Regions from separate parts of the Homo sapiens genome. Here region 1 is linked to region 2. Evidence: chromatin contacts called from ENCODE POLR2A ChIA-PET data. All regions are on one chromosome and are shown on one strand. The core of a region is the stretch at or near the end of the contact, and the rest is flanking DNA. Distances in the headings are between cores, read along the strand shown. Region 1 has its middle 110 kb from the start of RUNX1. Region 2 overlaps RUNX1 (RUNX family transcription factor 1).

Region 1 (2,799 bases), core at 12-2,511, 300 kb after region 2:
GACTCTCTTAATACTCATCCAACAAGGACTCTTCAATTCGATTTTGAAGCTGTTTGGCCTTACATTTGCCTAACACCCACCCAACACAGCATAGGAAGGCCATTGGATCCAAAGGGTTACAAGTCATAGGACCAAATGCCAGGCATCTTGGATGAGCCTGCTTTGGTCAAAGAACCTTCACTGCATTCTCCTTCACTCTGGACTTTGGGTTTTCCCATTCATGGGTTGGGTAGCATGACCAACCTCAAACACTAGATTCAAGTGCAATTTCCAACCTTGTTTGGACTGTATCACGCAAAGCACACGCACGCATGAGAGTACACGTACAGGGTCACAGACATGTTATCATATAGGGCATAGATCCTCTTTTAGCAAGCCAACCACAGTGTTGGTCAAACTATTTCTATTACAACATAAATGCAACTCAAATAGAAGCAAGTCTCTGTAGTCTGAGAGTTGGGGAGAGGTGAGCCTGGTGAAAGCTCTTCAGAGTGTCCCACGGGAACCTAGTGTTCCCAAGCAGGGTAGGTTTGGGGTTCAATTTAATTCATTTACAGTGGAAACATTTTACAGCATCGCATGAAGTTTTCTTTTATAAAGTAAATTTCGAACCCACCCATCCTCATAACTTCTGATCTCCTGTCAGTACCAGTTTTCTTTTTTTTTTCTTTTCTTTCTTTCTGAAGAGAGGTCTCCCTAGGGTAAAAAGTAAAAACAGCTTTTCCTGGAAAAGTTCATGCTACCCTCATTTACCTTTTGCATAACAAAAGCCCAGACTCTAATTCTGAATAGCTGTTTTGTGTAGTTGAACCAGGTGTCCCGCTTGGAGAGACTGAACATTGGAAGTCAGAGAAATGCCAATTTGCTGTGTTTCAAAATACTTTGTTTCAATTGCTGCCAAAGCCTGGGGCAAAATGCTATAATCTATTTCCAGTTGTAGCTTTTCAGCTGGCTCAGCCTATTTTTTAAAAAATTTATTAACATGCCCAAGTGACAGTATCACTTATTAACCTTATTGATCTGGGAAAAATTTTGTTAACTATAAAACATATTCATTATTTGGGGTTAGTACTAGTGACTTCTTGACAGCAAAACATCCAAGTCTTAGAAGGTGAAAACTGATTTATAAATACATAGCAAACATGCTAATTAAAATACATCAGTGATGTATGTCTGTAGATTAAATAATCAGATGATATTAAGTGAAACGGAGAAAGGCACGTTGCCACTGTATTTGAGGTAGACTACTGACACATCTGATTACAACATATTTTCAATTTAGAGTGTGAGAGAGACATTCTACCATTGTTAGTCACATCACATCTGGTCGATCCAGTCCTATATTTTTCTGAATGTGCCACATTTGCAAAGAAAGATCTTAAGGAAAAGGCAGCATATGGTTTGCTAACTACCAGAGACATGAAAGGCTTTCAGATAAATGCATAAGTCTCATTCATTCAACAAATATTTTCTGAGGATTTACTAGGGGCTAGGTATGATTGCAGATGCTGAGTCTGCAAAGTAAACATATATACTTATGTGAACACAGTATTCAGCACCTGGGGCCCTGCACTGGGATTTTATCAGAATTCTTAGACAGCATTTGGATAAGCTTATTCCTCATAGATCTCTGCTTTCTCTCTCCAAAGGATGAAGCTGAAGACTGGAGAAGTGTATACAATGGAAAGGAATGGGATCTGTAGTCAAAGATGTGGAATCAAACTTTGACACTTGACAAACTGAGTTGGCCAAATGGTTTTACATCCTTGAGTCTCAGGATCCTTCTTTATAAAGTAACCCAACCTCATCAGGGTGGAGTCATGGCAAAACAAGGTAGGGTATATACATTGCTGGTGGAATGCAAAGTGGTACAGCCACAGTGGAAAACAGTTTGATGGTTCTTCCAAGAGTTAAAGCTACCATACGACCCAGAAATTCCACTCCTACCTACATACTGAAAAGAATTAAAGACAGATGCTCAAACAAATACAGGTACTCCTATGTTCACAGCAGCATTATTCACAAGAGACAAGAGATGAAAACAACCCGAACGCCCAATAATAGATGAATGGATAAAGAAAATGTGGTATATACAGACAATGGTGTATTATTCAGCCCTAAAAAGGAATGAAATTTGGATACATGCTACAACGTGGACGTACCTCAAAAACATTACACCCAGCAAAAGAAGCCAGATGCAAAAGACCACATACTGCATGATTCTATTTATATGAAATATCTAGAATAGGAAAATCCACAGGAACAGAGAGTAGATTGGTGGTTGCCATAGGCTGCGGGAGAGGGAATAAGGAGTGATTTTTCATGGCCACAGAGTTCCTTTCAGGTGATGCAACTGTTTTGCAAGTAGATAGAGGTAGTGGTTGTACAACATCGTGAATGTACTAAGTGCCATTGAAATGTTCACTTTTAAAATGATCAAGATTATTTTTGAATTTCATCTGAGTTGAAAAAAAAATGAGTGTATATGAAAATATTCCTTATATGTTTTTAGTGACTTACCCAGGGTCACTCAGGTGGTTGGAAGATGGGTGGATAAAAGGCTATGTAGAGAGGTCAGAGGGAGTCTGAATCTTCTAGTGACTCATTCTATTTATTTATTAATAATCGAGCAATAAACGTATATATTTGTGAACATCATGATGCTTTGATACATGTATCCCTTGTGGAATGGCTAAATCAAGCTAATTAACATATGCATCACCCTACTTATCATATTTTTTGGTAGTGAGAACACTTGGTATTTACACTTTCAGCAATTTTTATGTATAAAACATACTG
Region 2 (3,033 bases), core at 510-3,009:
TGGTTCTCCCTCACAAAGGGCTCTTGTTTACAGCTTTGGGTACAAGGACATTTGCTTATTATCTTACAGACACAGTGATGACTTCTTCACAGGTGTAGGTGACATTTTTCCACAGCACGAAAACTGCCTTACACGTCCTTTGTATTCTTCCAATGAGACCCAGCAGAGCCTTGATACTGGGCTGCAGTCAGCAACGGGCGCACCTGACAGGAGCCACATGCTCTGCCCTCCACGTGGCCCTGCCCTCTCTGTGGCCCCACCCCATGGCGGCTGGGACACAGCCCTTCTTGGCCAGCATCTGCAGAAGTAGGATCTGTGCCTCGGGGCACACGTGTTATGAGCCAAATTCCCTCATTGAAATGACCTATAGGCCTGGTATTTTAAGTACATGGGTGTGGAGCACAAAAGACTCTCAAGTGTTTCTCCCAGCGAGCTGCAGCCGGAATAGTGAGAAATCACAGGAGAGCAAGGGAGGGCAGGTTGGCTAAATAGCAACGGCCCCAAAATGGGCTTTTCAGGACCCAGTGCAGGGGTGGAAGGATGGGGCTGCTGCCGAGAGGGCCGGTGTTTCTGTTGGCAGCCTGGAGGATCCAAGGCTCCCTGAAGCACTCACTGGCCTTGGTCTGGTGAGGCCAGCAGAGGCTTTGGTCAGTGCACAGATGGCCCCAGCACTGATCCTGTGTGTGCTGCTGGAAGTCGGCAGCTCTTGGTTCCAGAGGGGGCCACCACGGGGTCACAGGGTGGCCTGCATGGAAGGAAGCCAAGGAAAGGGGTAAACAAGGGGTAAACACCAAGTCCTTCCTCCTGCTCACTGAACCCTGACCACCACAGCAGCATCAGTTCCAGCCAGGGCTTGGGTTCCAGGAGGACCATTAGAAGACCATTAGAAGCACCAAACGACACTCATACTGAATAAGAAGGTGAGAACAAAAAACAACAGGGCAGATGAGGTTTGTCTTGATGTAGGCTTGGAAGCAGTGAGAGAGAAGAATTCCATATAAAATCCCATGAAGGTGGAAACACAGTGGTGATTCATTCAGTGTGGACTCTCAAGGCAACCTACTTAGGTTCAAAACCTCGCTCTGCCACTTGCTAGCTGTGTGACCTCAGGCAAGTTACTTGACCTCTCTGGGGCCTCAGCTTTGTCATCTGTAAAAGGGGGTTAATAACAGTCATTCCATCTCGTAGCATTGTTCTGCAGGTTAAATGGAATGCTGAATATACAAGCAGAGCACAGGGAAAGGTCTCAGTAAATGTCAGTGGAATGATCATTAAAGACATGATAAAGGTGATTCCACAAAGACCAGAGCTGTGACAGATCCCGTAAGAAGGAGCTGGGGATGAAGTAGGCACTGACGTCTGACATGAGGAGGGGTTTTGTGCGTGTGTGTGTGTGTGTGTGTGTGTGTGTGTGTGTGTGTGTGTGTGTTCAGCAGGTGATGGGGCTGCTACCAGGCCTAAACGCAACTTGAACTTCAAGTTCAAGTTCACTCCTGCCCCGCCAGCTGGCGACCTTTGTAAGGCACAACTGTGAGTGGCTGATATGCTATGTAAACAAGCCAGGCCAGTGCTCCTCACTGCAACATGTGTTGTCTCCCTCGACGCCAGTGTGTCCATCCAAATGCCAGGGCAAAATACTAACTGCTTTATTTAGTTGGGAAGAAGGTCAAGGGGTGAGTCTTCCTGGACACTCGCTGCCATGACACACTCCCCAGGGCCAGTCAGCGGGGAGGCCCCAGGTCTAGGCTTGATTAGTCTTGACGTTGGCGGCCCTGGGGCTGGTGAACTCTGACAGCCAATTGTGGTCAAATAAAGCCACGGCTGGAACCTGCAGTTCCGCATGGCCCAGCGCACTCTCCACTTCCTCACCACATCTGGGAAGTGGCTAAACCTCAGGATTGCTTCAAATGTGCACACTGCTCCCCAAAGAGCTGAGGGTGGCAAGGAGATTACAAAGCAAAAAGACATGCAGCTCGGGGTCATTTCTTGCCTAGGTGTGAAGAACATATTTAAAAGTGCATCCAGGCCACATCAGAGCAGAATCCTCCTATAACACCCCGTGTCTGACGGGCGAGCCCCGACTCCTGTTGTGACTCGGCCTCCTCAGGTCTAGTTTGCAGGTATCCCCGGTCTACCTGAGTTGGCTCTGCAGCAGACTCTGTTCCTGTCACTCTCCTTAGTGTAGGTCTGTAAGCATGAGTCATCTTCTTCTTTTGGGGACAGTTTCAGGGGATGTGAAACTTGCCCTTTGTCACGCAAAGGAAGGCTGCAGACACAAAGGAGCCGTCTGCCCTGGGGGCTCAGAGTCCTTAGGAAACACAATCGCAACATTTTTCACTCTTGTGTTTGTCTGCAGGAAAGCCAGTTGTGCCCAGAGTCTTGAAACGCCCAAAGAGTGAGAAAGGAAAAATAAAAGAAAAACATCGCAGCTTTTAAAAACCAAGAGAGTCAGTGAAGGCTCAGGTTCTGCTCTTTGCAAATTCAGGAAATCCCACAAGATCCTGAAAGGTTGCAGGGAGATTTCTCCTTTTACAATAGATGGCTTTGGGTCTAATTTTAATTGCGGATAACTAAGTATAAAAATTAACGTACCCTCGGATTCCAGGAGTAGTCTGCATTTGGAGTATTTTTTATGAAGTATTTTTAATTTTGATTTCTCACTTTTCCACTGGAACAACCTAACAGCCAAAATTCATGCTTATGCTCCTCTTCCATTTCCTTACCCAAACATTTGCCACTATTTTTGACAGTGGAGTTGTATAATTAATTTATTTGGGGATTTCTGGACGGGATACAAATCCTTCAACTTGCACATAATTTCCTGATTCTCCATGCTGAATTGAATTAAGATGTCGGCGTACTGTATATACTTGTGTGCAAAGTGCCTGTATTTGCAGATTGCTTGATCCAATCGCACTCACATCACACATGCAAAATGCAGACTTGAGGCCTAAGCTACTGGCACCAGGACTACCCTCAAAAGTCAGACTGAAAATCAGGTCCTTAGAATATAGAACTCAGTTTTCCATGGAA

The links. ChIA-PET counts read pairs that join two places held with the same protein, here RNA polymerase II (POLR2A).
Region 1: POLR2A ChIA-PET joins it to region 2 with 20 read pairs in OCI-LY7. The contact joins two enhancer-like sites. POLR2A ChIA-PET finds 5 or more read pairs at or near these places in 2 of 52 experiments (OCI-LY7 and SK-N-SH).

Annotation. Positions count from the first base shown.
Region 1 is chr21:35,162,255-35,165,053 of GRCh38, forward strand. No RefSeq gene overlaps it. Among named protein-coding and RNA genes, the nearest start is that of RUNX1, 110 kb to the left of the region's middle. Within about 2 kb of position 1,262, at least 2 of the 41 ENCODE cell types and tissues checked have a DNase peak (open chromatin) inside an H3K27ac peak, as active enhancers do.
Region 2 is chr21:34,863,897-34,866,929 of GRCh38, forward strand. The region is part of intron 5 of RUNX1 (RUNX family transcription factor 1); the gene reads right to left. All of the region lies in intron 1 of RUNX1-AS1 (RUNX1 antisense RNA 1), which reads left to right. Among named protein-coding and RNA genes, the nearest start is that of RUNX1-AS1, 29 kb to the left of the region's middle. RefSeq lists enhancers at 1,404-2,603, 1,874-2,043, 2,084-2,363. Within about 2 kb of position 1,760, at least 17 of the 41 ENCODE cell types and tissues checked have a DNase peak (open chromatin) inside an H3K27ac peak, as active enhancers do.